Regions from separate parts of the Homo sapiens genome. Here region 2 is linked to region 1. Evidence: chromatin loops called from intact Hi-C (ENCODE). Cell type or tissue: PC-3. All regions are shown on one strand. Links, peaks and the distances in the headings refer to the core of each region. The heading gives the core; the rest is flanking DNA.

Region 1 (15,817 bases), core at 2,543-10,542:
CAACACGGCGAGACCCCGTCTCTATTAAAAATACAAAAATTTTCTGCACATGGTGGCACATGCATGTAATCCCAGCTACATGGGAGGCTGAGGCACGAGAATCACTTGAACCTGGGAGGTGGAGGTTACAGTGAGCTGAGATTGCGCCACTGTACTCCAGCCTGGGCAACAAAGTGACACTCTGTCTTAAAAAAAAAAAAAAAAAATTATGAATGGGATGGTTCTAGAAAACTCCAAGTTGGTCAGCTACTCCCCTTTGGCCTTGAAAAGTGGTGACATGAGGCTCCATGTGGTTTTTGTGGGCCTGTTTTCCTCCTTTCAGAGGAGAGTGGCCTTTCTGGACTGAAGAACATGAGCTAAATGGGGACAGCAAGGAATCTGGGAGTGGAGGTCCTCCAGGGCTTTGGGAGGCTCCATTCAGGTCGCCTACGTGCTGGCTCTGTGGTCAGTTGTGCAGGGCGAGTGTGAGTGCGGGAAGTCAGCAGACCTGGGTCCCTGGTGCTCCCAGCTGCGTGACCCCGGCAGGATCCTCAGACTCGCTGGGTCAGTGTCAGGCACGGTGCTAAGCACAGAGGTGGTACCCAGTCACCGTTGGTTGTTCTGAGGACAGCAGAATAGTGAGGGCAATGGAGGGTGGGCCCTATGGTCAGTCAGCTGGATTCAAACCCTGGCTGTGTCAGGTCTGAGTTATGAGACCTTGAATAAGTGACTTAGCCCCCTGCCCCTCAGTTTCTTCATCTGTGAGATGGGGATGACACCCACTTCACATGGGGCTGTGGGGATCACGAGATGATCTATATGAAGCCCTTGAACCAGCTCTTGGCACAGAGAAAGTTCTCATTGTGCGTTGGCTGTTTTTATTGCTATTATTATTATTATTATTTTTGAGATGGAGTTTCACTCTTATTGCCCAGGCTGGAGTGCGGTGGCGCGATCTCGGCTCACTGCAACCTCCGCCTCCTGGGTTCAAGCGATTCTCTTGCCTCAGCCTCCCGAGTAGCTGGAATTATAGGTGCACGCCACCATGCCCAGCTAATTTTTTGTATTTTTAGTAGAGACAGCGTTTCACTGTGTTGGCCAGGCTATTATTATTAAACCATCCTAGAAAGCATCATAAGTGGAAAGTGTAAATCGCAGATACGTTCAGGGGAACAGATCCCTAACGGGGGAATCTGTGGAGAGCTCCTCCTCTGGAGGGCTTGTTCAGAGCTAGCATTCGAGCCTTTGTGTTTCCAGAACGTACCTGAAAAAGTGTGTGAAGGAGGGGCCAGGAGCGTGTCGACCAGGTGTGATGTTGTCTTGCCACGGGGACAGGTTTCCCAAGGTCAGAGGATTCCACCAGATTGTTCAAGGTGCCGTATGAATAAACACTTGAAGCATTTTAATAGCTGTACTTTTATTTCAATGCATAGCAGGAAAGTAATTTCATTTTATTTTATTATTTTTTTTTAGAGACGGGTCTTGCTCTGTCGCCTAGGCTGGAGAGCAGTGGCACAATCATAGCTCACTGCAGCCAAGAATTCCTGGGCTCAAGCAATCCTCCTATTTCAGCCTTCCAAGAAGCTGGGACTATAGGTGTGCACCACCACACCTGGCTAAGTTTCTTATTTTTATTTTTTATAGAGATGTGGGTCTCGCTTTGTTGTCCAGACTGGTATTGAACTTCTGGCCTCAAGTGACCCTACCACCTTGGCCTCCCAAAGTGCTGGGATTACAGGCGTGAGCCATCATGCCTGGCCGGGAAAAGAATTTAAACAGCATGTCAAACCTAGTATCCCATGGCTATTTCTGCATTGGGTGAGGCTAAAGTTGGTACTTAAGCCAAAAATAAAAGTGAGTATAGTTAAAGTGTGAAGTAAGCCGTAGCTCAGGTGCTCTGGGATATGGTACAAGTGGCGCCAGTGTGTGGAGATCTGGGAGACATGGTGCTAGGAGAAAGGGGTCAGGGCTGGGCTGTGAAGTTGTTTTTCAGCGGTGGAAAGGCTGAAGCTCCCTCAGGAGGTTGCTGAGCTGTTCGGCCCCCTTTGCCTCTCTCCTCCTTGGCTCTTGAAAACCACTGAAGGTCTGAGCACAGCCACTCTAGAGTGGAGCAGCCGCCCTGGCTGCTGTAGTTTCCCACATCAGAGGTGGTGGGATGGATGAGGAAATATACCAAGTGTTTATCGCTAGCGCCTTCTCTTCCTGCAGTGGGATGTGAGAGCTGTGGAATGGCCTTGAGCAGCTACCTGTGATAGTGGTAATAATCTTTAACCAATGTGAGTGAGTGCCAAGCACTTCCCATGCTTGATGGCATTGAACCCTCCCTCTACCATGTGATCTTTCGATCTGTCAGTTGGGACACACTGGGCTGCAGGTAACAAGACGTCTGGTGACTCCTGGCTGAGCAGTAGAGACGCCCCATTGCAAACATCCTGGAGGAGACAAGCTCCATGGCTGGTGCAGAGGTGCTCACCTGGAACTCCAGGCACTTATGTTTCTGTGTTCAACCCTCTGTGTGCAGGCGTTTCGTTCGTGCTGGTGGGGTTGGTCATTGTGTGGTCATGGGATGGCTGCCCCAGCCTGAGGATCAGATCCTCAGACACGGCATCCTGAGCTAGGAGGAGAGGAGTAGGGGAAAGGTTTCCTCTTCACGTGCCTTTCCGTTTGAAAGAGAATATGTTCTTATAAATACCCCTCCTCCCAGCAGACCTCTCTTTACATTCCATTGGCCATAAAGGAGCCAGGGGCCGGCCCTAGCTGCAAGGGAGGCTGGGGCAGCACATGTCTGTACCGTGAGAGACAGCAAGAGACAGGGGATGGCAGTGGCATCCGCTAGACAACCAAGTGTCTGCTGTGGGTGGGTGCTATTACCACCCTTGCTATAGATGAGAGAAATCAAGGATCAGAGAGGTGAGAGAATGGCTTGCTTGGCATCTCATACAGCGTGGAGGGACAGAGCAGGGATCTGAAGCCATGTATTCCCACAGAGCCTGCAGTTTTAACCCCTGTGCAGTGCTACCTTCCTGAGGGGGACACCCAGCCGGCCATAATGCAGCGTGGTGAGTAGATGAGCTGCAAGTGCGGGGGAACACAGGAAAGAGAAACTCGGCTTGGGCACCATCAGGGAGAACTGTGAAGAGGGGTGGTTGGGCTGGCCTTCGAAAGGTTAGTAGGAGTTCTGCCAGATACACAGGAAAATGGCCTGAGGAGGTGGGGCCTGGGCAGAGGGCACAGAATGAACAAAAGCGGGTTGGGACAGTGTATGCTGGGTGGGTTAAGGAAGCCTCTTTGGGTTGAAAGGTGAATTTGTCTTATGTCACTGGGAAGTCTGTAGGAGGGGAGCTTCAGATGCAGCCCGAGTATGGGGCCCACACGTGCCATTGGGGCTCTCCTTGGCTTCGCTCTGCCAGCAGGCTGGAGTCGGGCAGATCCTCCTGGTTTATCAACTCAGTGGAAAGAGGATTTAGAGTCTTCAGTGGTTTGTTTTGTTCCGAGACAGGGTCTAGGTCTGTCACCCAGGCTGGGGTGAAGGGCATGATCATAGTTCACTGTAACCTTGAACTCCTGGCCTCAAGCAGTCTTCCCACCTCAGCCTCCAAATAGCTAGGAGTACAGGCATGCACCACCACACCTGGCTGATTTTTAAATTTTTGGGGGATGTGTGTGTGTAGAGATGGGGTCTCACTACATTGCCAGGGCTGGTCTCAAACTCCTGGCCTCAAGTGATCCTCCTGCCTTGGCCAACCAAAGTGTTGGGATTATAGGCGTGAGCCAGCACACCCAGCCAGTATTTATTTACTTAGAGACAGGGTCTTGCTCTGTTACCCAGGCTGGAGTGTAGTGGTTCAATCAGAGCTCACTGCAGCCTCGACCTCCTGGACACAAATGATCCTTCCTCCTCAGCCTCCCGAGTATCTGGATTTACAGGCGGGAGCCCAGCCTTTATTGTTTTTAATTGATAAGTAAACATCACATATATTTATGGTATACAACATGCTGTTTTGGTATGTGTGTACATTGTAGAATGGCTAAGTCAAGCCATTTAACATAATGCATTACCTCACTTGCTTTTTTTGTAGTGAGAACACTTAAAGTCTACTCTCTCAGCCATTTTGAAGTATGCCATGTATTGTTAGTAATTGTTGCTACCATGATGTACAGTAGCTCTCTTGAACTTATTTCTCTTGTCCAACTGAAGCTTTGTGTCCTTTGACCAACATCTCCACAATCCTCCACTGCCATCCTCTGTATTTTATTTTATTTTATTTTTTTGAGACAGAGTCTCACTCTGTTGCCTAGGCTGTAGTGCAGTGGTGCCATCTCAGCTCGCTACACCCTCCACCTTCTGGGTTCAAGCAATTCTCCCTGCCTTAACCTCCCAAGTAGCTGGGATTACAGGCACCCACTACGACGCCCAGCTAATTTTTGTATTTTTAGTAGAGACGGGGTTTCACCATGTTGGCCAGGCTGGTCTCGAACTCCTGACCTCAGGTGATCCACCCGTCTCAGCCTCCCAAAGTGCTGCGATTACAGGCGTGAGCCACCGTGCCCGGCCAATCCTCAGTGTTTTTATACTAGCCCCAGGGAATATTCCATTTGGGTTGTATGCCTATCCAAGAAGGTGGTATTTGGGAGTGGGTGGGGGAAGATGAGGTAGAGATGCTAGATACACAACATAATATCCACAAGTACATGTGCAACTTTTAATAGATACCTTCGTCTTCTGTACTTTAGTTTCCTTGTCTGAAAAGTGGGACTAATACAATCTTCCCTGCCTCATACATAGGGTTTGGGAAGATTCCACATGGTAGGCATTCACCAGTACAGTTAGAGAATGTTCTTTGGGCCGGGCACGGTGGCTCACATCTATAATCCCAGCACTTTGGGAGGCTGAAGCAGGCGGATCACTTGAGGTCAGGAGTTCGAGACCAGCCTGGCCAACATGGTGACACCCGATCTCTACTAAAAATACAAAAATTAGCCAGGCGTGGTAGCATATGCCTGTAGTCTCAGCTACTCGGGAGGCTGAGGCACGAGAATCACTTGAACCCAGGAGATGGAGGTTGCAGTGAGCTGAGATTGTGCCACTGCACTCCAGCCTGGGCAACAGAGTGAGACTGTCTCATTAAAAAAAAAAAAAAAAAAGGCCGGGCACGTTGGCTCATGCCTGTAATCCCAGCACTTCGGGAGGCCGAGGCAGGTGGATCACGAGGTCAAGAGATCGAGACCATCCTGGCCAACATGGTGAAACCCCGTCTCTACTAAAAATACAAAAATTATCTGGGCGCAGTGGTGCGCTCCTGTAGTCCAGCTACTCCGGAGGCTGAGGCGGGAGAATCGCTTGAACCTGGGAGGCAGAGGTTGCAGTGAGTTGAGATTGTGCCACTTCACTCCAGCCTGACGACAGAGCGAGACTCCATCTCAAAAAAAAAAAAAAAAAGAAAAGAAAAAGAGAGAGAGAGAGTGCTCTTTGGAACCTAGAGCACTGGTCTCCCAATTGGTAGAAGGCCCCAAATGGCACCTTGCCAGGACCTGGTGTTGCCATTTAAACTTGGGCTGCTTGGATTCAAATCCCAGCCCCAGCTGGTAAGAGCTAGATAACCTTGGGCAAGTAGCTTTACCTCTCTGTGCCTTAGTTTCCACATCTGTACCAGAGAGAAGAATGCTTAGGGCACTGCCAGGCACATGGTAGACATCAGTAAATATTCTTTTGATGAGTGCATGAATGGAAAATCTGAGTCAGAAGCGACTCACGGCTTGTTAAACCTTTTTGGATTTGTATCGCCTAGAGTCCCTCCAGAAAAGCATTACTCTGTTACTGCAGGCTGAGATGACCCATTTCCCTGTTCCTCAGCCAGCCCTGTGTCTTATCTTCTAGGAAAGAATTCATAGTAATTTTTTCCAGGAGTATGTGGTAGGACATAGTAATTTTGATTGGTAATGGAACCAGCCTAATATTATGGACATGTAAGAAAATGTCCATGTTTTTCAGAGCTGCAAACCGAAACGCATAAAGTTGAAATGACATGATATCCGGCATTTGCTTTAAAATACTTCAGGCCGGGTGTGGTGCCACACATGTGTATTCCCGGCACTTTGGGAGACCAAGGTGGGAGGATTGCTTGAGCTCAGGAGTTGGAGATCAGCCTGCGCAACATAGCAAGACCTCATCTCTACTAAAAGTAAAAATAAATTAATTAACCAGACATGGTGGGATATGCCTGTGGTCCTAGCTACTCAGGAGGCTGAGGCAGGAGGATCACTTGAGCCTGGGAGGTTGAGGCTGCAGTGAGCCAAGATCACACCACTGTAGCAGCCTGGAAGACAGAGTGAGACCCTGTCCAAAAGTAAATAAATACAATAAAATACTTTGGTAAGAAGGAAAAGGGGGGAAAAGGAAGAAATAAAGAATAGATGAAGCTAATATGGCAGAATCTTGACAATTTTTGAATCTAGGTTTGGGTACAAGGGAGTTCATTGTACCTTACTCCCTACTTTTTTTTAGCATGTTAACAGAACAAAAACCAGCCCTATCTATCACACACACACACACACACACACACACACACACCCACACACACACAAAGACTAAAAATTGTGTGACCATGAAAAGCACTGCGATCCTGCTGCCCACAGACAGTTGGGAAGGTCCTGAGCCAGGGTGGCGATGGGTAAATGACCACCTTGCAGTTCTTCGTTCATCCCCTTTGTGAGGAGACCTTTTCTGGTTCAGCAACTGGACAGATAGTGGATTTCAGGCCAAAGCATCAATTTCTCATCTCTTTCCTGCTGAGGAGGAGGAGACCAAACCCCCCAGTGACTGACTCCTGGGATCCCTTTCACTGCTGGGCCTGGTTTTACCATGGGGTGGAGGGAGCCACAAGCTGCTCTTCTCCAGGGACCTGTGTGATGACGGCAAAAACGTAACTGGCCAATCTTCCACAATGACTAAATATTAACTCCAGCCCCGCTCCTGGACGCACATGAGCAGTCTTGCCCATCCTTGTTAAACAGGCAACCGCCCCAGCCTTCTCTCTAGTTGCACATGGAAGTGAGTGGTGGGCTGGGTTTTCCAGCGCTGAACGTGCTCTTCATTCCGCTGCCTGTGGACGTTAGGGAGGGGCTTCCGCAGTCCATCTGGCACTGGGTGGGTCTCAGTCCGGGCGGGCGATCCACCCAGGAACTGACCCCTGGTTGCTCCAGAAAGGTCATCGTTTAAGAATGTTTCTTGGGTAGCCCAGTGGGAGACCCACGTGTGCGTGTGGTCAGCTGTAGCTTCCGGCTGTCTCACTTCTGCTGAATTCCAGCAATTTCTCATTTCCTTTAGGAAACAGGATGAGTCTGGAGAGGAGTATGAAAAATCATGACAAACCTGGCGATAGGGACACTGGGAACCTAGCCCTGAATGAAGCTTATAGTTGGTCATGATTGCCAGGGTCTTGAACAGTGTGGACCAGGGGAAAGAAGGTACCTGGGGCCAGATGCCCTGGATTCAAATCCCACCACCCCCACTAACACTTGTGACCTTGAGAAAGTTGCGTAACCTCTCTGTGCCTCAGTTTGCTCATTTGTAAAATGATGATAGTACCTGCCTCGTAGGATTTAAGGATTAAATTAGATACTGTTTTTTAAGTGTTTGAAACTGCCTCTTCTGTAGTAGTTCCTCAATTAATAGTGGCTATGACAGTATTATCATATCCTGTTGTAATGGGCATGCACAGTTAGGATTAAGAACCTTTGGTCAGCTAGGTGTGGTGGCTCACACCTGTAATCCCAGCACTTTGGGAGGCCGAGACGGGTGGATCACCTGAGGTCAGGAGTTTGACACCAGCCTGGCCAACATGGTGAAACCCTGTCTCTACTAAAAATTAAAAAAATTAGCTGGGCGTGGTGGTGGGTGCCTATAATCCCAGCTACTCTGGAGGCTGAGGCAGGAGAATCGCTTGAACCCAGGAGGCGGAGGTTTCAGTGAGCCTAGATCACGCTACTGCATTCCAGCCTGGGCAACAGAGTGCACAGAGTGAGACTCTGTCTCAAAAAAAAAAAAAAAAAAAAAAGAACCTCGGTTTATAAATAGTGGTTCAGATGGAAGCAGAAATTAGAGGAGAGGAAGAGGGAAGCACTTTTCTCCCCAGCAGTCCATGGTTTGAGGAAATAGGCTTAATTTCATCGTTGAAAAATGTTATTTTTCACTCGATGTTCAAAATCTCCTAGGAAAGCAGGGGCAAAAGACTTTTTTTTTTTTTTTCCTCCTCATGCTTGGTCATGCAAAAGACTTTAAAGAGAGAAAATGTCTCTTCCCCACTTCTCTATATACATGCTGGGAAAAAAAAGACTGGAAGGAAATGAACCAATGTCTTAACAGTGGTTGCCCTTTGGTGGGGAGAGAATGAGTAACTCTATAATCTTCTTTGTACATTTATGTTCCAAGTTTTTTATATATATATATATGTTATATATATATATATAACATATATATAACATATATATAACATATATAACATATAACACACATATAACACATATATAACATATATAACACACATATATATAACACATCAATCATATACACATATATATCACACACATATATCACACATATATCACACATATATATATATCACATATATATCACATATATATATACTACTTTCATAAACAGGAAAAATGTTAAAAAGTTAAGGAATCATGTGAGCTTGGCTTCTGGGGAGGTTGGGTGGAGTTACTTCAGAATAAAGCTCTCTGCTTAATGTTTGAGTGTCCAGAGACGTTTGCACCCCACCCTTCCTTAAGGTGTACTTGAGGCCTATTAAATTTCTACCTAGAAAGTTCTTGATATCAAAGATGATCCCTCAAACTCCATTCTTCCGCCTGCCCAGACTTGTTCTAGATATTTATCTTCTCTCCCACCTTTCTCTTGAGATGAAAGAACTCTAATTCTTTTGTGGTTCTTCTGATCTTGCAAAAGAACCACATTTTTTAAAACTTAAAAAAAAAATTCTGAGACAGGGTCTTGCCCTGTTGCCCAGGCTGGAGTGCAGTGGGAACAATCATAGCTCACTTCAGCCTCAGCCTCTTAGCTCAGGTGATCCTCTTGCCTCAGCCTCCCAAATAGCTATGACCACAGGCATGTGCCACCATGCCTGGTTAATGGTTTTTATTATTCGTAGAGACTGGGTCTTGCTATGTTGCCCAGGCTGGTCTCAAATTCCTGGGCTCAAAGCAATCCTGCCGCCTTGGCCTCCCCAAGTGCTGGGATCACAGGCATGAGCCACCGTGCCTGGCCCTGCAGTTTTTTAGTACTTTTTTATTATGATAAAATATGATAAAATGTACATAACACAAAATTAACCATTTAAAACTTTTATTGTGGCACAATATACATAACAAATTTTTTTTATATTTTATAATTAGCTTTAGCTTGATTGTGGTGATTTTGTCACAATGTATATGTATATACAAGTTGTCCACCTTAAGTATGAACAGTTTTTATTTGTCAGTTATACCTTTAAGGAAACTGTAAAAAAGAAAATATGCACAACTCATTTAGTAACCTAGAAGTCAAGTGTTTAATTTTCTGAAATTTTATTATGCCCAGTTACATTACTGATAGATATAGTTACCAAAAAAATGTACCTTACGTGTGCAGTTCAGTGGCATTCAGTACATGCACATGGTTGTGCATCCATCATCATCCATCCACAGAACATTTTTCATCTTGTAAACTGAAACTCTGTCTCTGAAAAACAATATTCTCCATCCCCAAGACCCCAGTCCCTGGAAGCCACCTTTCTATTTTCTGTCTCTATGAGATTGACGAATGTAAGTGTCTCCTATGAGTGGAATCATCCGGTATTTGTCCTTTTGTGGCTGGCATATTTTATTTAGTATCATGTCTTTAAGGTTCATTCATGTTGTATATATCAGAATTTCCTTCCTTTATGAGGCTAAATAATATTCCAATTCATATTTAAGGCTAAATAATAATGATATGTATATATCACATTTTGTGGCCAGGTGCGGTGGCTCACACCTGTAATCCCAGCACTTTGGGAGTCTGAGGCGGGCGGATCACAAGGTCAACAGATTGAGACCATCCTGGCCAACATGGTGAAACCCTGTCGGTACTAAAAATACAAAAATTAGCTGGGAGTGGTGGCGTGCGCCTGTAATCCCAGGAGGCAGGAGAATCGCTTGAACCTGGGAGGCGGAGGTTGCAGTGAGCTGAGATCACGCCACTGCACTCCAGCCTGGTGACAGAGCGAGACTCCATCTCAAAAAAAAAAAAAAAAAAAAAAAAAAATTTATATGTATATATATATATCTCACATTTTGCTTATCTATTTATCTGTTGATGGACACTTGGGATGCTTCTACCTTTTGGCTATAGTGAATAATGCTGCTGTTAACACTGGTGTGCTGGCAGGGCACAGTGGCTCATGCCTGTAATCCCAGCACTTTGGGAGCCAAGACAGGTGGATCACTTGAAGCCAGGAGTTCGAGACCAGCCTGGCCAATGTGGTGAAACCCGATCTCTACTAAAAATACAAAAAAATTAGCCAGGCGTGGTGGCATGCTGCTGTAGTCTCAGCTACTCGGGAAGCTGAGGCATGAGAATGGCTTGAACCCAGGAGGTGGAGGTTGCAGTGAGCCGAGTTCACACACTCCAGCCTGGGCAACAGAGTGAGATTCCATCTCAAAAGATAAAATAAAAATAAGACTGAAAACAGGAGAGTTTATTCAGTAAACATCAACTGAAGACCCTACTCTGGGCCAGGCACCAATGAGCAAGGCAGGCACAGCTCCTCCCTGGTGGAGCCCACAGCCAGGGAGAAAACACAAGAACCGCAGAGCCATATGGATAAGTACTGTGTTCTGCGTGCTCTGAAGAAGAATGGGATTTTTCAAGCTGTAGTACAGGGAGATTCACAGAGGCTCCCCAAGGAAGTATAGTTTAAGTGTCATTTTCTGGGTGCAAATGGAAAACGTGAATTTGGTGTATGTCTCTAGATAAGCCCCACTTCTGAATGATTCCGGCTGTGGGCAGGGATCCCCAGATGGGCGTTGCTATGGAAGCAGCTTGCACCTCTCACTTCCTGACTTGAGTTTATTTCCGAGTTTCCCGTGCCACCGCCAGTTCCCAGCTGTAAATACAGACGTGGCAGGGTCCCTTTTTCCTGCTGCCTCGTAGCTGCCCAGAGAACGGATGTGGCTGGAATCCAGCCCAGGAGCCTCCTCCCGAGAGAGCTCGTTGTGGAACCTGCCATGTGGCGGTTTCTCTTCCATCCCGCCTCTTTCCTTTGTCCTCTCTCGGGACTGTGCCAGCGTGCCCCAGCCTGTGTTTTGAAACTTTAGACCCCAGCTTGTATTTGGTAGAGAAATGAGCTCATGAGGGCTTCCTCCGCCACCCAGCAACCGGGAAGTTGAGTCAAATCTCTTTCATTTCAGATCCATCCCCCACCCCCACCCCCAGGCCAGATTTGCCACCCTTCTGACAGAAACTGGGTTAGCTGTTCTCTGGGACTGTTTGTGAGGAGGGGACTTGTTGACCTGAACAAAGGAACTACAAACAAGACAGGGGAGGGATGTGGCTGATTGCTCACTGGGATTGGGACTTTTCAGCTACCCTTCAGTGCTTTCGAATAGTAATTGCTAACGTGTTGAGAATTTACAGTGTGCTAGACAGTCTTTAAATCACTTTTAATCCATTTAACAGCTCAATCAAGTGTATATAATTATCCCCATTCTAGAGCTGGGGAGGCGGTGGGCAAGTTCGGCAAGTTGAGTCATTGGCCAAATTCCTGTACTGCAGCAATTTAGGCAAAAAGTGGGCATTTAACCAGAGGCTCCTGGGGCGGCCCAGAGACCTGAAGAAAGCCTCAGGACCAGTCAGTTACTTGGTTGCAAGTAACAAAAACACCAACTCAAATAGACATAAATTTTAGGGGAAAGGATTGGCTCATTCAACTGGAAAGCCCAGAGGTGGGGCAGATGTCTGGGCTGGCTGGTCCAGGAGCCTGGGGCTATTGCCAGTGACCCATTTTCCTTCTGTCTCTTTATTGTTCCCTCTGATGTCAGTGTCATCCTCAAACGTGGCTCCCCTGAAAGTTGCACACCAGCTGCCAGGACCCGCTCAGGCTTGTGTCCTTATCCCTGTCCTGAAAGAAAAAGAAGGTATCTGTCCCGAACTATCATGCAAAACCTCAGAGCTCCTGTCTGATTGGACTAGCACTGGTCATGTGATCTTCCCCGAACCAATCACTAATAAGAGGGGTGAGCTCACACTAGCAGGCTGGTTGCAAAACCTGCCATAGAGGAAGGGCGGGCTGGGTGCTGGGATTGGAACCAGGACACACATGCCACTGTATCTGCATTCTCTTCCTCACTTGTTCACTCCCCACCTCTAGATCTGCGTTATTCATTCTCTTATATTCAGTCTGTCTTTCTGCTTTGTATTCTACTGGACAGGAAGCCTGGCCATCACAGACTGCTGAGCAATACACGTTTCAGTACAGGCCCCCAGAGAGAGTCACCGCATGTTCTCTCAGCCCGAGTCCAAAACAACCCGAGGAGTGGAGGATGTCTCCCTCCGGACTAACCGGGGCCGAGGAAAGGGTTCTTTTGACAGGCTCAGCTGAGTCAGATGTCCCCCACCCACCCCCGGCCAATCAGCTACAGGCAGGGATGAAGTCATTGCTCCCTCTGTCCCCTGCCACGTGCCTACTATAACATCTTCATAGGACCTCTAAGCTGGAATCATTTAAGCAGGATGCCAAAGGACAGCAATTGGGCCACACTTCTTGACTGTAGTGACACTAAAACCTCATTGCAACTCTCTACAGGAAGGCCAGCTCTTCAGTGTGGCCCCCCAGACCCTGCTTGCTCTGGCCCCTGCCTGCCACCCGCCCCCACTCCCGCCTCATCCTGCAGATCCCTGTGCACTGCGCTCCAGCTGCTGGGCCTGCCTTCCTTGAATGCACCATGTCTTCGCCTTGCTCCTGGGCTGCTTTCTTGGTTCTCCCACCGTGCTGCCCACTACCCCTGCCCTTCTGGCCTGGCTGATGCCGACTCCTCCTTCAGATGTCTCCTTCAACACACTCCCAGGGGGTTGCTCCGAAGCCCACCCCGCCCTTCTTCCCTGAGCTACTCATCTGACCTGATCAGGGCTTCCCCCTCCCCTTAATGTCAGCTCCATAAAGGCAGGAACCAAATCTGTTTTGTTAAAGGTATGACCCTTTCCACCAAATATGCTCCTTACTAAACTTTGCTAAGGGAATGAATGAAGTGATAATAGTGACATAAGGAGAAAGGGAAAGCGGAGCACAGTGACTTGCCTGTCACTCAGCTAGGAATCCTGGCACTGTGGGAGGCTGAGGTGGGCAGACTGCTGCAGGCCAGGAGTTCGAGACCAGCCTGGACAACATGCTGAAACCCCATCTCTACAAACAATACAAAAATTAGCTGGGCATTTTAGTGTGCACCTGTGGTCCCAGCTACTTGGGAGGCTGAGGGGGGAAGATTGCTTAAGCCCCCGAGGTTGAGCTATGATCCCACCACTGCACTGCAAGCCTGGGCGACAGAGTGAGACGCTGTCTCAAAGAAAAATAAAAGCACCCAGATAAACAGGCGGTGAATGGTGGAGGAAAAAACTGGGTGCCAAGACATCATGTAACTAGTTGGGGAGGTGATGCTGGGGCTGAGAGCATCAGTCAAAGTTTGCTGGTCTAGGGGAGTGGTGGTGGCAGGGGTGAGTCCAGGGTAGGGGTTGGGGACTGTATATAAAAAGAGCCTGAGGTGGGGTAGAGCCAGTCTCGAAGAACTGAAAGGCCCGAACCTAGAAGCAGCATGAGTGAGGTGGGGATGGAGCAGTAGAAGGTGCAAGAAGCAGACAGGGCCAATCATGCTTGACCTTGCAGGCTTTGCAGGGTGTGGGGCATCACGCCTTTTACCTTCTAGGGAGTGGGGCACGTTAAGAGAGGGAAGAGGGCAAGAAAGGTAGGAGGGCTTTGAATATTGGCATGAGAATACTCTCCAGGGAGATGACAGTCCCCCACACTGACATGGGCAGCATCTGTAGAAACAGGAAATGCGTCTCAGACACATGGAAAGATACCTGACTCTGGGCGTAATAAGAGAAATGCCAATTAAAATCATGCCGAGATACTACTTCGCACCTCTCAGAAGGGCAAGAGCACAAGGCGTGCGCACATGCTGTGGGCAGTGGTGCGGGGGGCATCCAGGCTTCTCCGGAGCTAGTGGGAGGGAAAGCAGAACTGTCGCTTTGGAGGGGACTCTGGCCATTCCTGTGAGTATGACCGGGCACACACCCACCTTTCACCCCGGCAGCTCCACTTCTAGGAAGCTTCACCTACACATGTTCCCAAGTGTGAGAAGTGATCTTTGTCCAAGGTTATTCATTACAGCAGTGTTTGTCAGAGCAGAAAAGGGGAAATGGCTTGTGTGTGCCTTAATAAGGCACTAGAGGAATCAGTCGGGTTTGTCTGTGCAGCGGAATACCATGCGGCCGGGAAGGTAGAGTAAGGCCCTGATAAGAGGGGCCTTCCGTGTCTGTGGTGCTGCTAAGCAGGAAAACGAAAAGAACGCGATGGCTCCCGCCTATAACCCCAGCACTTTGGGAGACCAAGGCAGACGGATCATTTGAGGTCAGGAGTTCAAGACCAGCCCGGCCAATGTGGTGAAACCCTGTCTCTACTAAAAGTACAAAAATTGGCTGGGCACGGTGGCTGACGCCTGTAATCTCAGCACTTTGGGAGACCAAGGCAGACGGATCATTTGAGGTCAGGAGTTCGAGACCAGCCTGGCCAACATGGTGAAACCCTGTCTCTACTAAAAATACAAAAATTAGCCAGGCGTGATGGCACGCACCTGTAATCCCAGCTACTCTGGAGGCTGAGGCAGGAGAATGGCGTGAACCCGGGAGGCGGAGGTTGCGGTGAGCCGAGATCACGCCATTGCACTCCAGTGCAGTGCAAAAGTGAAACTCTGTCTCAAAAAAAAAAAAAAAGAAAGAAAAGAAAAAAACAAATATTGTATTTGTAATTGCCCGGGGGAGGGGGGATTTTGGAAAATGTGAGGAGAATATAGGTTTTGTGAAGATTCCAATGCCAGTCAGCCCTGGAGCACTCTTCATTATTTATTATTATTATTATTATTATTAATTCTTCTTCTACCTTTTTTTGCTTAACTTAAGCATACCCTGTTAGAGCACTCTTAACTGTCAAATTAGATCACCTTCATTTTCCATACCAGGCACTGTGTTCTTGGCTACATGTGTGTAAGTATCTTGGTGTGTGTGTGCATGTGTGTGCATGTATGATTTAGTTACTTTATTGAGATCTCTGAGACACCATCTCTGAGCGGCCTTCCTCAGCACCCTGTCTAAAATGGCCCTCCCTGTCGCTGTCTTCTGCTTTATTTTTCTTCATGGTGTTTATCACGGTCTGATGTTCTATATTTGCTTTCTACACCATCCTCCTTGGAATGTGAGCTCCGTGAAGGCAGGGATCTTTGTCTTTGTTCCTTTCTGTATCCCCAGCGTCTAGAGCAGTGCCTGGCCCATAGCAGTTGCTTCATGAGTGCATGTTGAATGAATGTGAGTGCGTCTGAAGACTGAATGTTATCCTCCTATTGCAGATGCGGACCTCAGGCCCCCAGAGGCCTTGCCCTCTTTTCATGGACTCTAAGAAATGAAGAACAAACTGCAAAGCCCACTGGTGTTCTGACTGGGGAAGAGGTGAGAAATCACCATAGGCTGCTTTTTTTTTTTTTTTTTTTTTTTTTTTTGAGATGGAGTCTTGCTCTGTCTGCCAGGCTGGAG
Region 2 (15,817 bases), core at 2,681-10,680, 59 kb after region 1:
TTAGAGCAGTGCCTGGCACATGGTAAATGCTATAGTCATGTTTGTGGATATCACTACATTTACCAGAGTTTTCTCCTCTGGGTAGCACATAGGTTTTAATGTGACGTGATAAATACTTTTTCTTCACAGCTAGCATTTGTCTCTGATGACTATCTCTAGACATGTTCTCACGTTAGCATGTTAAATGTACCCTCTTTCTTTTTAATGACTGCCTGTATCATATGGACATATCAAAATGTATTTACTGATTCTTTAATGAGAGACTCTTGGGTTTCATCTTTTCGTCTTTCTCAAGTAGTGCTGCAGTGGGGAGCCTCGTCCAAGAAGCTCTGGGTTCTTGAGCCAGTGTTTTTACTGGAGCCAGAATTGCTGGGTCCAGGGATATGCATGGTTTTGATGTAATGAACTGACAAGTTGCCCTCAAAGACGGTTCTGCCACTAGAACCTGGTGTATCCCCACCAACAGAATACAGACCTGTTGGTTTTGATTTGTTTCTTAGTTTGGTTTGGTTTTTTTGTTTGTTTGTTTGAGACAGGGTATCTCTGTGGCCCAGGCTGGAGTGCAGTGGCTCGATCTTAGCTCATTGCAGACTCGAACTCCTGAACTCAAGTGATCCTCCCACCTCAGCCTCCTGAGTAGCTGGGACCACAGGCACACACCACCACACCTGCTAACTTTTTAATTTTTTTGTAGAGACAGGGTCTTGCTATGTTGCCCAGGCTGGTCTTGAACTCCTGGTCTCAAGTAGTGTTCCCGTCTTGGCCTCCCAAAATGCTGGGATCGCAGGCGTGAGCCACCACGCCCCACTTGAGTTGTTTTAGTAATGGGGAATTTCAGGCATTTACAGGGGTAGAAATAGCATATATTGCCTGCATGTACACAGTTGTCACCAGATTCTTTGGTGACCAACACATGGCCAGTCTTGTTTCATCCATTCCTCTGCCTTTGGATCATTTTGAAACAAATCTCGAACATTGTATCATTTCATTTGGGGAGCTTTAAACTGCATGCCCACAGCGTGCCTGTACATCGTGGAAGAGAGGAGGACATTTCTATAAAATCATCCTGTGGTGCTTTTCATTTTCCATGGTGTGTCTTCTCCCTTGATTCTCAGATGCCCCTAAGACATAGACAAGGCAGGTGTATCTGTTGGGAAAACAGAATCCACTCTAGGTATTTTAGCGGAAGGAATTCAATACAGGGAATTTGGTTAAAAAAGTTGGGGAGGAGCAGAGAAACCAAAAAGGGGCAGAGGCCAGTCCCTAGATGAGCAACCAGAGCTGAAGGGCGCAAGGAGTAGGGCACCTTAGCAGAGCCCAGGGCAGTGTTGGGCGGAGGCCTCCTCCGCGTGAGATGCTGTCCACATTGGAGGGAGGACCACCTGGCTTCTCACCACCTCTACCTTCCAGGCTTCTGCCACTGCCCCTGTTGGCTGAGCCTCACCAGCAGTCCTGGGAAATGTAGTTCCCTGTGTTTCAGAGCAGGCTAGGAAAAGGGCAGGCAATGGATCAAAGAGGGAACTCGATCCCCATTTGATAGATGAGAAAGCCAGAGGGTCTAATGGCCTGTCAGGGGCACCTCATTTAGTGACAGGCACCATCCCTGGCACTGAGGTAAGTCCCTTGGTTGCCAGGGTAACCTGAGGCAGCTCTTTGGGCATTGCATGCCACCAGCCAGTCACTGCTGCCTGGGATGGGCCTACATGGTTCCGAGTTCCTCCTCTGCCGGAGGAGTCCCCTCCAAGCTTCCCCCTCCCACACTCAGAGTGGACACTGCCTTTTGTTCCTGCCCATCGCACTGGGCTGTGCCCTGACCCTAAGGAAAGCCCTCCTGAGGACACCGTGCCGGAGAGTTCTGGGTGCTGGAGTATTCTCAGGGAGCCCCCTGCATGAGGTACCAGCATCCTGGGCCACACTAGAGGCCAGAGGAATGTTGTGCCACTGAGCAGCCCAAGCTGGCATTGAGCGGGCAGCTCTGTACTCAGCTGGCATCAGGCAAGTGTGGGTGGGAGCTGTGCTTTGTGCCCTCCTGGAGCTGGTGGCTTCACGGAGGTGAGGGGAGCCCAGGGGAGATGGAAGGTGCCCAGATACACAAACAGGGAAGCTCAACACCAATGTGAGAGTTTAAAGGAGACAGAGAAGCCCAGTTACACAAGAAAGCCTCGGTCAGAAGCGACGTGATTGCTAAGGTGACCTGGGCCCTTCTTGTAAAGCAGACCTGTTTCAAGTACTTTACACTTATTCACTTAGTTAATTCTCATAATAATCCTGTGAGGTAGGTATGGACTGTTAACCCCAGAGAGTTAAGTACCTTGGCCAAGGCCACACATCTAGGGAGTGGCACACCAGGAATCCATATAATAGTGGTAGTAATAGCCATGGACACTTCCTGGTGGTCACCTATGCCAGGCTGCCCTCAGAGCTCTACATATTAACTCATTTAATCTTCACAGTCACCCTATGAAGGAGGTACTTTTTTTTTTTTGGAGATGGGGGTCTCGCTGTGTCACCCAGGCTGGAGTGTAGTGGTGCAATCACAGCTCACTGCAGCTTCACAGTCCTGGGCTCAAGCGATCCTCCCACCTCAGCCTCCCAAGTAGCTGGGATCACAGGCGTGTGCCAACACGCCCAGCTAATTTTTATTATTTTTTATTTTTTGGTAGAGACAGGGTCTCACTTTCTTGCCCAGGCTGGTCTCGAACTCCTGGGCTCAGGTGATCCTCTCGCCGTGGCCTCCCACAGTGCTGGGATTACAGGCGTGAGCCGCCGCGCCCAGCCTTCTTGTTTCCATTTTGTGAGGTTGGTGCAAAAGTAATTGTGGTTTTTGCCATCGAAAGCAATGGCAAAAACCGCAATTACTTTTGCACCAACCAAATACAAATGAGGCAACTGAGGCACAAAGAGATTTAAGGGACCTGTCCAAGGTCACACGGCAGAGCTGAGTTCAAACCCAGGCAGCCTGAGTTCAGAATTTGTGCCCTTAACGGTGGCTCATGCCTGTAATCCCAGCACTTTGGGAGGCCGAGGTGGGCGGATCACCTGAGGTTGGGAGTTCAAGACCAGCCTGACCAACATGGAGAAACCCCTTCTCTACTAAAAATACAAAACTAGCCAGGCGTAGTGGCACATGCCACAGGGAGGCCACTCCCATGCACAGCAGTTAGGAATTGGTTGGAAGTCCTTGGAGGTGATTGGCCTGTGAGTTATGTCTAGTTTGTGTTGAGAAAGTGTCTTCGAGGACAGGAGTGGTGGCTCATGCCTGTAATCCCAGCACTTTGGGAGGCCAAGGCAGGCGGATCACTTGACGTCAGAAGTTTGAGACTAGCCTGACCAACATGGTGAAACCCTGCCTCCACTAAAAATACAAAAATTAGCGGATGTGGTGGTGGGTGCCAGTAATCCCAGCTACTCAGCAGGCAGAGGCAGGAGAATCACTTGAACCTGATCTCAGCAGTGAGCCGAGATCGCGCCACCGCACTCCAGCATGGGCGACAGAGCAACTCCATCTCAAAAAAAAAGGAAATTGTCTTTGAATCCAAGTTTAGGGGAAAAAAAAATCATCTGGAGTTGGTACACTCTCTTGGTCACAAGGAGAGGCCTTTGGAAGAGGAGCTCCACAGCTTCAGTGATGGTGATAAGAGAACCTTTTGTTTGGCACTAACTGGACAGCATGCCCTCCCACACAGCCGTGAAGCCACTGTTGTCGTCCCCACTTTCCAGGGGCATCACACGACCTTCCTGGCCTGTGGTCGCTGCTCAGGCCATGGGGATGGCTGCGCTTCTGCCATGAGTCCTTGGTGATAGCAGGTGAACGGTGAAGAGTCCATGTTCCCGGGAGCCCCTGCTGCTGGTGGAGGAATGGACAAGTAAACGACTGAATAGAGAAGCACGTTGGAACCAAGACTTCTCCAAAGCCAGTGCTTGTAACTGATTCGGGGTGCTGCTGTGGCGTGGTTAGGCATAGAGGCTCACATTCTAGCCTTGTCGCTTCCTAACTCTGTGACTTTGGTCTGGTGACCTCCCCTGCTGGCCTTCCGTTTCCTTAGCTGTAAAATGATCTGGTAAGACCTCCATCAGTCAAGATTGCAATCGGCTACATGTAACAAAAAACCAGTAAGCCGTGGCTTCAGTAAGGCAACAGGTGGTCTCTTACACATGAGAAGAAAAGGGAGGGAGGGCAGCTGGGGGCGGCGCCACTGTTGGGGGGTGCAGGGACAGGGAGCAGGCTCCTTCTGACTCCTCATCTTGCTGTCCCCAGCATGTCACTCTCAGCCTCATGCTCCCAAGATGACGGTTGCACCCCCTGATATGACATTTATATTCCAAGTACAAGAGAAGGGTAGAAGAGGTGTGCCCCATTTATTTATTAGGAAAACAATAGCTTCGCCAAAAGGTCCCATCCCCCATCCCCTGCAAACTTCCTCTTCCCTCACACTGGCCATAATCAGATACATCCTTAGTTTAGCTGCGTGGGAATCCAGGAAAGTAAGCTTTTTGGATTAGTATCCTGCCACCCCAACAAATGTGGACCTCTCTCAAGGAATCAGAAGAGGATGGGTTTGGATTTGACAACCAGCAGTGGAGCCTGAGGTGCCTGGCCCTGGAGTAACCCAGAGCAGGAGTGCGGGATTCTCCCACTGCGGGCCTGACTTCTGGTTTGTGATGTCCAGGAATGCCACTGCTTTGTGCCCTGTTTCTTCATCTGCATGTTGAGAGTGATGCCCCCTGCTGAGGAACACTTGGGAGAAGCTTTAAAACCTGGCTGGGAAGGACTTTGAAATACATCCCACCCCATAGGAGAGCTGAGGCTGGCTTTTGTTTGGAAAATTGTCGGGTTTTCTTCAAGTGGAGCCCAGCCGAACTAGCCGATTGACTGCCAGAGCCCAAACATACTGCCCTGAGACGGCTCATTTATTCACCTCTCTCCCTCCCGCTCGAGTCTGAACAGTGTGGGGGCTGAGAGTGGGAGTGATGGCTGCGGCTCTGCGGCCAGCATCTGGCACAGCGCCCAGCACCCACCAGGTACCCGGCTGAGGATTGACTGCCTTGCTTCTGAGCACCTCTTGATCTGAGGAGCAGTCAGATCTTCCCCAGTCGGTCCCTTCTCTGCACCAGCACCACCCTCCTTCTGGGCTAGGCCACTCTTGCCCCCACGTGGGTGGCTACCCTGGCCTCCTGATGAAGCCTCTGTACCCTCGGCAGGTCACGATCTCCATGACAGCCAGTCGGGCCACTGCCCCCCTAAACCTGCCATGGAGGTCAACTCCAGATTCCTGAACACTGTGGCATCCTTGCACCTGTTTTTCCTCCATCCCCCTCACCCACTCACACCCCTTTCCATGGCCAACTTCTCATCCTTCAGGGCTTAAACACCACCCCTTCCATGCCATCTTCCTTGGCCACCCACTCTCCAGCACCCTGCTCCCATCCTTCGTCAGTTTACCCCTTCCTTCTCTTGCTTTAGACTGATTTGTGTGCTTAAGTGCATTTAATTAATGTTTGTTTCCTCCTTTAGTCAGTGGACAGAGAAGGGGGCTATCGTGGTTACTGCTTTGTTACTTATCACATAGTAAGATCTCAGGAAATACTCACCTAGTGAATGGAAGTAAATCAAATGAATGAAAACTTGTTTGGTTTTTTTTCCCCCTGATTTTGAAACATTCACTGAAAGTAATATGAAAAAATATGGAAAGGGGCCAGGCGTGGTGGCCCACACCTGTAATTCCAACACTTTGGGAGGCGGGTGGATCACTTGAGGTCAGGAGTTGGAGACCGCCCGGAGCAACATAGCCAGACCTCCTCTCTACAAAAAATTTAAAAAATTAGTCAGGCATGGTGGTACACACCTGTATTCTCAGCTACTGACAGAATGAGACCCTGTCGTTAAAAAATATATATGGGGACCGGGCGCGGTGGCTCAACGCCTGTAATCCCAGCACTCTGGGAAGCCGAGGTGGTGGATCACTTGAGGTCAGGGGTTCGAGACCAGTCTGGCCAACATGGCGAAACCCCGTCTTTACTACAAATACAAAAATTAGTCAGGCATGGTAGTGGGCGCCTGTAATCCCAGCTACTCAGGAGGCTGAGGCAAGAGAATTGCTTGAACCCAGGAAGCGGACGTTGCAGTGAGCTGAAATCCCACCACTGCATTCCAGCCTAGAGTGCACTCCAGCAAGACTCCATCTCAAATATATATATATATGTATATATATGTGTATATATGTGTATACATATATACACACACACACACACGTATATATATACGTATATATATGTATATATATGGGAAGGTATAAAGAACAGATTTTCGAAAACCACTAGTAGCCCCAGCATCAAATTATCGAGTCTTTCCTGTCTTTTTTTCTGGGAATGCATCTGCATAGCCTATAGATGTTTACTGTCCTAGGGGTTGATAATTTCTTTAATGGTACTCCTGGTGTTGCTCATTGAGGTTGGGTTTTTTGCCTGTTATAAAGGATACTATGAATTTTTCTGCATCTCTTATTATTTATTTAGGATTAATTTACAGAAGTAGCATTCCTGGTTCAGAGGGTGAGAACTTTTTTTTTTTTCTTTTGAGACAGAGTCTCGCTCTGTCGCCCAGGCTGGAGTGCAGTGGCGCAATCTTGGCTCACTGCAAGCTCCGCCTCCCAGGTTCATGCCACTCTCCTGCCTCAGCCTCCCGAGTAGCTGGGACTACAGGCACCCACCACCACACCTGGCTAATTTTTTTTTATTTTTTATTTTTTATTTTTTAGTAGAGACAGGGTTTCACCATGTTAGCCAGGATGGTCTCGATTTCCTGACCTCGTGATCCACCCACCTCGGCCTCCCAAAGTGCCGGGATTACAGGCCTGAGCCACCATGCCCGGCCTGAGAACACTTTTTAAAGCTCTTGCCAAATTGCCCCTAGAAAGGGATCACCACTGGGAACATTAAAAAAGAAAGAAGTCTGTTGTCCTGGGGAGTGGCCAGTTTCCTGGTGTGCTGGGCTCATCGGGCTCCTGGAGAGCCATTTTCCTGGTCTCCTGAGGGCCTGGTGTCCCCTTCCAGCCTGCTGTGCTCTGCCTGGCCTGGGTTGCAGTCCCGGAGCAGGATGTTTGATTATGGTGTTGAGCAAACAGAACAGCAGGCCCTCGCCATCTGCCAGCTGGTCCCTCGGGCTTGAGAAGAGCTTCACATCCAGCGAGGGTCATAACTAGAGCCTTTCTAGAGCCTTCTGTGGTGCTGCTGAAGGGTGGGGCTGGAGTGCTCATTCCTAACAGTAGCCTGGCCCCACAACCCCCATTCCCACACACCTCTCCCCACTGGGAAGGAAGACAGGTGCCCCCCTGCATGTCTCAGGTGGGTAGAGGCGCCTCCCCTCTGTCCCCAGCTGTCACATATGGAGAGTTGTCCTGAAACTGCCTCTGTGAGGGTGCCCCGCTCTCCCTGACTCCCTCTGGGCTCGGAGGGAGTGCACATTCCCCCAGGCAGCCCGCAATGTTTGTGTTCATCCAGGCGAAGTGGCCCTGCAGGTTCTGGGAGTGGAAATCTCTTATAGGAGAGAGAAAGTGAATCTCAAGCTATGGCATGAGAGTGACTGGGGTGGCACAGAGGGTGATCAAACAGCTGAGTTTTTTGTTGTTTTGTTTTGTTTTTTAAGACAGAGTCTTGGCCAGGTGCGGTGGCTCACGCCTGTAATCCCAGCACTTTGGGTGGCTGAGGCAGGTGGATCACTTGAGGTCAGGAGTTCTAGAGCAGCCTGGCTGGCATGGTGAAACCCTGTCTCTACTAAAAATAGAAAATTAGCCAGGCGTGGTGGTGCATGCCTGTAATCCCAGCTTACTGGGGAGGCTGAGGCAGGAGAATCACTTGAAACCAGGAAGCAGAGGTTACAGTGAGCTGAGATCCCGCCACTGCACTCCAGCCTGGGTAACAAGAGTGAAACTCTGTCTCAAAAAAAAAAAAAAAAAAAAGACAAAGTCTTGCCCTGTCACCCAGGTTGGAGTGCAGTGGCACCATCATAGCTCAAGTGATCCTCCCGCCTCAGCTTCCTGAGTAGCTGAGTCTACAGGTGCATGTCACCATACTCAGCTCATTTTTTTTTTTTTTGGTAGAGATGGGGTCTCACTGTTGCCCAGGCTGGTTTCAAACTCCTGGGCTCAAGCTATGCTCACTGCCTCAGCCTCCCAAAGGGCTTGTATTACAGGTGTGAGCCACCATGCCCAGCAAACAGCTGAGATTTTTTTTTTTTTTTTTTTTTGAGACGGAGTCTCGCTCTGTTGCCCAGGCTGCACTATCTCGGCTCACTGCAGCCTCCACCTCCCAGGTTCAAGTGATTCTCCTGCCTCAACCTCCTGAGTAGCTGGGACTACAGGTGCCTGCCACCACGCCTAGCTAATTTTTGTATTTTTCATAGAGATGGGGTTTCACCATGTTAGCTGAGATTTTAAAATACATTTGTATACATTTTAAAGTTGCTTATGTCATACAAGAGTAAAATCTCACTGTTTAAAAATAACTCATGCAATACAAAAGACTTTAAAATTCTGTTATTGTGAAATGGAACATACATACAGACAAGCATGTAAAACGTGAATACACAGTTTACCGAAGAATTCCAAAGCAAGCACTCAGGTAACCCGGGTCCAGAAAGAGAACCTGCTGGCAGCCTGGAACCCCCATGGGCTCTGGCCACCAGAACCCTTTTTTTTTCCTTTTTTTTGAGACAGAGTCTCACTCTGTCACCCAGGCTGGAGTGCAGTAGTGCAATCTCCGGTCACTGCAGCCTCCGCCTCCAGGTTCAAGCAATTCTCCTGCCTCACCTCCCAAGTAGCTGGGATTACAGGCACCTGCCACAACACTTGGCTAATTTTTGTACTTTTAGTAGAGACGAGGTTTTGCCATGTTGGCCAGGCTGGTCTCGAACTTCTGAGCTCAGGTAACCCGCCCACCTCAGCCTCTCAGAGTGCTGGGATTACAGGCATGAGCCACCGCACGTGACCAGAACCCTCTTTCTAAAAGCAACTGCTCTCTGCACTTCACAGTCACCATTTCCTGGCATTGTGAAAGCTGTGTTCCCTAGATGAGCAACTCTAAATAACGTGGTTCCAGTTTACCTAGTTTTGAACTTTATATAAAAACAGTTGTGAACTGTATATGTTGTTCTGTCTGGCTTTTTCACTTAGTATCATGTCCGAGAGGTGCATTCTAGTTTGGAGTTAATGCATTTCTGGTCCTAAAGCCCATTTTCCTTGATAAACAGACAAGCTTTATGAGTTCTAATATTTGTACATTTTGTTTAATGAGTATTAGAAAAAAAATAAAACGAATCCAACATGGATATTCTTAAGGGTTTAGGCAGTGAGTTGGTTGAAAGGATCACGTTCAGTAAATAATAGTACAGGTGGGCTGCGGCTATGCCTGAGCAGAGGTGCGTGACTTTGGACAGTTTGGGAGCCCCAGTGGTGAGGACAGAATGAATGCACAGATGGCACACACCGTCGCTCCCCTCCCTGAGAAACCACTGTTACCTCTGGGCCTCTGCCTCCCAGATCTTTGCTCTGCAATGAGCTTGGTAGGTAGATAAAAGTATAAAATATGTAGCTTGAAAGATTTTTAAGTGCTAACTTTTTTTTTGAGACAGAGTTTCGCTCTTGTTGCCCAGGCTGGAGTGCAATGGCCTGATTTTGGCTCACCACAGCCTCTGCCTCCCGGGTTCAAGTGATTCTCCTGCCTCAGCCTCCCGAGTAGCTGGGATTACAGGGGTGTGCCACCACACCCAGCTAATTTTTGTATTTTTAGTAGAGACGGGATTTCATCATGTTGGCCAGGCTGGTCTGAAACTCCTGACCTCAGGTGATCTGCCCGCCTCAGCCTCCCAGAGTGCTGGGATTACAGGCGTGAGCCACCTCACCCAGCCTTAAGTACTAACTTCTTAAATGTGGGAGTATGCTTTTCTTCCGAATTAGTACTTCTTGGGGTTTCTAGGTTTGTTCTCTGATTAAAGTAACCAAATCCCTTGTAATATTGCACTTCAGGGTGGGGTAAGAATGGGCCAGGCAGACCCTGCCTGGAATACAGGGAACTCAGGGGCCAGGACAATGCGGCACATGCCAGTGACTCTTTTATTTAGCACATGGTTTGGTATCTGCCTCCTGATTTTTTTTTTCTTTTTAGAGATGGGGTCTCGCTATGTTGCCTAGGCTGGTCTTGAATTCCTGGCCTCAAGTCATCCGCCTGCCTCGACCTCCCAGCGTGCTGGGATTACAGGTGTGAGCCACCGTGCCCAGCCTTTCTTTTTCTTTCTTTTGTTTTCTATAATAATCTTGGCCAATTCCTTAGCTTCCCTCCCTCCCTGCAGATGTTGAGAACTTGGAATCTGGGAGGAGGTGACCAGAGGGGCCAGGCAGAAGCTGCCTGGGACACATCCTTAGTGGTGAGTTGACGTGGGGTTGTGACTCAGAAGCCAGAAATGTGCAGGGCCCTGGCCATCTGTGTGCACACGTGTGCAAGAGATATAGAGAAAAACAGAATGAGAGACAGACAAGGACAGGGCCGTGGAGAGACAGGTACAGGGATGCAGAGGGGTAGGGGGACAGGAGTACAGAGAGATGGAGCAGGGACAAGAAACATGGGACAGAGATGGGGCGGAGATGAAGAGAGATGGGAACAGGCCCCTGAGACATGAGACCTGTTGGCTGGTTAACTAGCTGGTTGGCTGTTTGGGTAATGGATTAGTTAACTGGTCGGTTGGTTATCTAGTTGGCTGGCTAATTGGTTATCTGGTTGGTTTGGGATTTTTGAGTTTTGTTTTTTTTTTTCATGGATTCAGAAAATACTAGTGGAAGATTCACCCTGTTGATGGCCCTGTTTTGGATGCTGGAGATAGACCAGTGAATGGTGGCTTGCTGGCATTTGGGTGTTGGATTGCTGCTCCCCACCCCTCACCCCGATGAGTGCACTGTGAGTGCAGGTGCTGTTGAAAGGATGTATCGCGTGCTTGCCATGTGCCCCTTAGTATGGGAGTGCCCTATGGGGATCATCTTGCTGGATCTACCAGCAGTCTCACGAGGTGGCACTTACCCCCTCTGGTACATATTAGGGCCAGAATTTGATCCTAGGCAATCTGGCTCCAAAGCATAAGCCTAATTTCTGCCTTAAGTCACCCAGGAGTGGAGTGCAGGCATTTATTAAGTGCCCCGGTGTTCATGGCTCTATCCCCAATCTTTAGAGATGACAGTGGTTTTAATGGCCATAGATTTGACCTGCCTGGGTTCAAGTCCCTCTTCTGCTTTCCCTCACTGGGTGCTCTTCAACAGGAACATGCTGCTCTGAGCCTCCCTGTTCCCTTCTGTAAAGTGGGGAGAACAGTAGGGCCTTCCTCCTCAGGATGCTGTGTGGGCTCAGTGGAGCCAGGTTTGAGGCCAGTCCTGAGTGGGGGCTGCCATTGCTATGTGCAGCTTAGGGAGCTTGACCACAGGGCAGGATGCCCACTTGGGCTCATGGTTCTGTAAATGCCAGTTTTTGCTCTCATTTTATTATTATTATTATTTTTTTTTTTGAGAAAGAGTCTCACTCTGTTGCCCAGGCTGTAGTGCAGTGGCACTACAGTGATCTCAGCGCACTGTAACTGCTGCCTCACGGGCTCAAGCGGTTCTCCTGCCTCAGCCTCCTGAGTAGTTAGGATTACAGGCGTGCATCACCACACCCGGCTAATTTTTGTATTTTTAGTAGAGACAGAGTTTCACCATGTTGGTCAGGCTGGTCTTGAACTCCTGACCTCAGGTGATCCGCCTGCCGTGGCCTCCCAAAGTGCTGGGATTACGGCCTGCTCTCATTTTTGACAACAGATGTTCTCAAATGGGGTGGCCCCATGAGTTGTCACGAGGGCAGACTCGAGTCAGCCAATCCCAGGTTCAGATTCCGGCTCCTCCTCCCCTTCTCTTTGTGGCCCTCTCTGAACCCCATTGTGAAGCACGGGTGACAGTAGCAGGTGATTAGAAGCTTCAGTGCAATGGTTTGTGTTATGGTGTCATGTGCTCTGCACAGGGCCTGGCTCCCCGACAGCCCTGGGTCAGGGGCCAGTTAGGATGATGGATGATTACTGCCAGCAGCTGGGTTTCCCCTCCACCCCCCTCCCCACTCCAACCTGGATAACAAGGCCCAGCTGTGTGTGTCCAGCACCTGCACCGCCCCCGCCGGCCCCCAGCTCCCATCCCTGCCAGCCTTCCCACGGCAGGGAGCCTTCCTGGCTGTGGTGTTCCGGGTGGGCCCCACTGCCGCCCCCCATCCCCTCAGCCTAGAGCCATCCTCAGGTTAGGATAAGCAGAGCCGGAGCCACCCTCAGCCCGGCCCCCAGCGGCAGGATGGAAAGAGTGGGACTTTAACAGATGTTCTTTTACAAGGATTCCCTGGCTCTATTTAATCAAGATTGTCGAATATTGATTTAATCTCCAGGCCCAACAGATGCGGTCTTAGCAGGTTTCAGTGGCAATTAGCTGGGATCAGTTTGCAGGTCAGGCTCCGTGCTGGCAAGACACTGTCTTCTAAAGGAGGCTTGGCCTGGCCACAGGAGTGAGCCCTGGAGGAGGGCGCGTACTAAGTATTTAACCATCAGTCTAGCCCGGGCAGTGGCCCACGGGAGCAGGCCCGCAGGCTGGGTCATAGCAGCCCCTGTGGGGCCCCAGTGTTCCCCCCATGATGATAGTGGGGACACTCAGCCCGTTTAGGGCAGCAGCTGTTCACTGAGAAAAAAATAATAATAATAACACTAAAAGAAGCAGCACAGCCACGCCAGGGCCTGCGGCTTGATCATGAGCCTGGCTGGAGCCGGGGAGATCCCTGCAGGGCAGCCTGGAGCCCTGATGATGCCCCCAGTTAAGTACCCAGAAGGGGCCACACCAACAACAGAGGCCTCTCACCTGCGCTTTCAGGCCCCTCGCCTGACTGCATCCCATCATCCCCACTCTACAAACATGGCTGTAGCTGCTGGGTGGGCCTGGCATTTGTGCCCATACTCCAAGAAGCATCCCATTCCACTTCTGCATTTCAAAGGCTCATTAGAGCGAATAGGACTGTGCCCAGAACTGGAACAAGCTGCTTCATCCACATGTGCTTCAGGGGAGGTCACGACAGCTTCCCTTAACCCAGCCAACCCCACAGAGACTCAGAGGGGCGCCCCACCCGGCCCTGGCACTGGGGCTGCCAGAAAGGAGCCTTTGCTCAAGGTGAGCCACCCTGGGCTGTCTGGCCCCTGAGCCCAGAGGAACAAGGGTTCCTTGCCAGGTCACATTTGGTTTGCTTGAGATTTTTTAAAAAGTATTATTATATAAGAAAAAATGAAGGCCGGGCACAGTGGCTCACGCCTGTAATCCCAACACTTTGGGAGGCCGAGGCGGGCAGATCACCTGAGGTCAGGAGTTTGAGACCAGCCTGGCCAACATGGCAAAACCCCATATCTACTAAAAATACAAAAATTAGCCGGGCGTGGTGGTGTGGGTGCCTGTAATCCCAGCTGCTTGGGAGGCTGAGGCAGGAGAATTGCTTGAACCTGGGAGGCAGAGGTTGCAGTGAGCCAAGATCGCGCCACTGCACTCCAGCCTGGGCAACGGAGCCAGACTCTGTCTCAAAAAAAGAAGAAGAAAAAATGATAATAGCCAATTCTCGTTTATCACTGCAGGCCAGGGATATTCTAAGCCATGGCATTTATTAACCCACATCTTTCCTAAGAGTTAAGCTGTATTATTATCTCCATTTTACAGATGGGAAAACTGAGGCATAGAGAGACTAGGTTGCCTGCCCAAGGTCTAGCTAGTTAAGTGATGGAGCTGGGAATTGAACCAAGATAGACTTTGCTTCTATCCACTCTGCTGCAGCCACCACACCAGGGAAGACCTCCAGCATCTGGTGATAAGTGAGAGAGGCAGCTGTGAAGGTATTCACCCATTTATTTTTTTAAAAATTTCATCTCTCTACGCAGGCGTGTAATCATATGAACATTTAACCTATAAATAAAGTTCAGTTATACCAGGTAGCAAAATTAAAATTAGACATTTCAGTTTAAGTATTTGGGGTGATTACAGCCTCTATTTCCCTGGGGAATATGTGAACACAAGGTGGGGTGCACTGTCCTTCCCTCATTGGCTCTGCGTGGGAGCCTGTCGCCAGGCCACGGAGGACTCTGCCTTTGGAAACATGCAAATTGTTCAGACTCCATGGGCCCTCAAGTAGAGAGCTCTAACTGTGCAGCTTGGAAGTCTCTCCCCATTCTGACTTCTAGAAGGTAAGGGCCTTGCAAGGGGTGACTCTCACTCTGCTCATGTTTTCCCTCACATGCTGACTTTTTTTTTTTTTTTTTTTTTAAGATGGACTTTCGCTGTTATTGCCCAGGCTGGAGTACAGTGGTGCGATCTTGGCTCACTACAACCTCCACCTCCTGGGTTCAAGCAATTCCTCCTGTCTCAGCCTCCCGAGTAGCTGGGATTACAGGTGCCTGCCACCACACCTAGCTAATTTTTTTTTTGTATTTTTAGTGGAGACAGGATTTCACCCTGTTGGCCAGGCTGGTCTCGAACTCCCGACCTCAGGTGATCCACCCGCCTTGGCCTCCCAAAGTGCTGGGATTACAGGCGTGATGCGTTACTGCACTAAAAGCACTTCACACCATGCTTGGCGTGCAGTGAGCACACGCTAAGTATAAGCTGTGTTCATTCCCTTGGGGCTGCGTGGGCATCTTGCATGCATTACACATAGCTCTACCTTGCTATTTATTTATTTATTTATTTATTTATTTTTGAGGCAACGTCTTGCTCTGTTGCCCGGGTTTGATCTCTTATTTATTTATCTATTTATTTATTTATTTATTTATTTATTTATTTTTGAGGCAACGTCTTGCTCTGTTGCCCGGGCTTGATCTCTTATTTATTTATTTATTTATTTATTTATTTATTTATTTATTTTTGAGGCAACGTCTTGCTCTGTTGCCTGGGCTTGATCTCTTGAGGAGATCCTGGCTAACTGCAGGCTTGAACTCCTGGGCTCAGGTGATCCTCCCGCCTCAGCCTCTTGAGTAGCTGGTACTATAGGCATGCACCACCACACCTGGCAAATTTTAAAAAAAAAATTTTTGTAGAGATAGGGTCTCGTTATGTTATCCAGGCTGGTCTCGAACTACCACCCTCAAGGGATCCTCTTGCCTCAGCCTCCCAAAGGGTTGAAATTGATTACAGGCCTGAGCCACTGGCCTGGCCTAGCTCTTTTTGTACAGATACATTGTATTCCCTGGAATAGAGGCACCCGGATTCACTTAACCCTTCTTGTGCTGGTGGGCATTTGGGCTGTTCTCAGTTCTTCTGTATTACAGCAATGTAAAACAGTCAAAGCATCGTGTACCTTTCTTGACGTAGACTGGTGTTATTATCAGAGAGACAGATTTCTGGAAGTGGAATTGCTGGATTAAAATAAATAGAATGAAGCCAGGCGCGGTGGCTCACGCCTGTAATCCCAGCACTTTGGGAGGCCAAGACGGGTGGATCACTTGAGGTCAGGAGTTCTAGACCAGCCTGGCCAATGTGGTGAAACCCCTGTCTCTACTAAAAATACGATAATTAGCTGGGCATGGTGACACATGCCTGTGATCCCAGCTACTCAGGAGGCTGAGGTAGGAGAATTGCTTGACCAAGGAGGCAGAGGTTTCAGTGAGCCGAGATCACGCCACTGCACTCCAGCCTGGGCGACAGAGCAAGATTCCATCTCAAAAAAGTAAAAATAAAAATAATAAAATAAATAGAATGCACACCTAAAATGTTGATGCATAATTCCAGCTCTCTCTCTT

The links. Hi-C counts contacts between places; a loop is a spot of excess contacts. Peaks named below come from ENCODE experiments on the same cell type or tissue, not always from the same donor. Only the 100,000 strongest peaks of a DNase experiment are listed, where the experiment ranks them.
Region 2: it touches region 1 in a loop (2.7-fold over the local background); 6 of 110 quality-filtered maps call a loop at or near these places.

What each region holds. Positions count from the first base shown.
Region 1 is chr19:37,992,463-38,008,279 of GRCh38, forward strand. The region is part of intron 1 of SIPA1L3 (signal induced proliferation associated 1 like 3); the gene reads left to right. Among named protein-coding and RNA genes, the nearest start is that of SIPA1L3, 93 kb to the left of the region's middle. RefSeq lists enhancers at 6,521-7,720, 11,019-11,550, 11,957-12,076, 14,949-15,008. In PC-3, for the core only: no CTCF peak of the experiment used is centred there; DNase peaks (open chromatin) are centred at 5,729 and 7,169; H3K27ac peaks cover 4,346 bases.
Region 2 is chr19:38,051,088-38,066,904 of GRCh38, forward strand. All of the region lies in intron 2 of SIPA1L3 (signal induced proliferation associated 1 like 3), which reads left to right. Among named protein-coding and RNA genes, the nearest start is that of SNORD152, 100 kb to the right of the region's middle. RefSeq lists enhancers at 1,270-1,771, 4,469-5,039. In PC-3, for the core only: no CTCF peak of the experiment used is centred there; a DNase peak (open chromatin) is centred at 10,424; H3K27ac peaks cover 1,774 bases.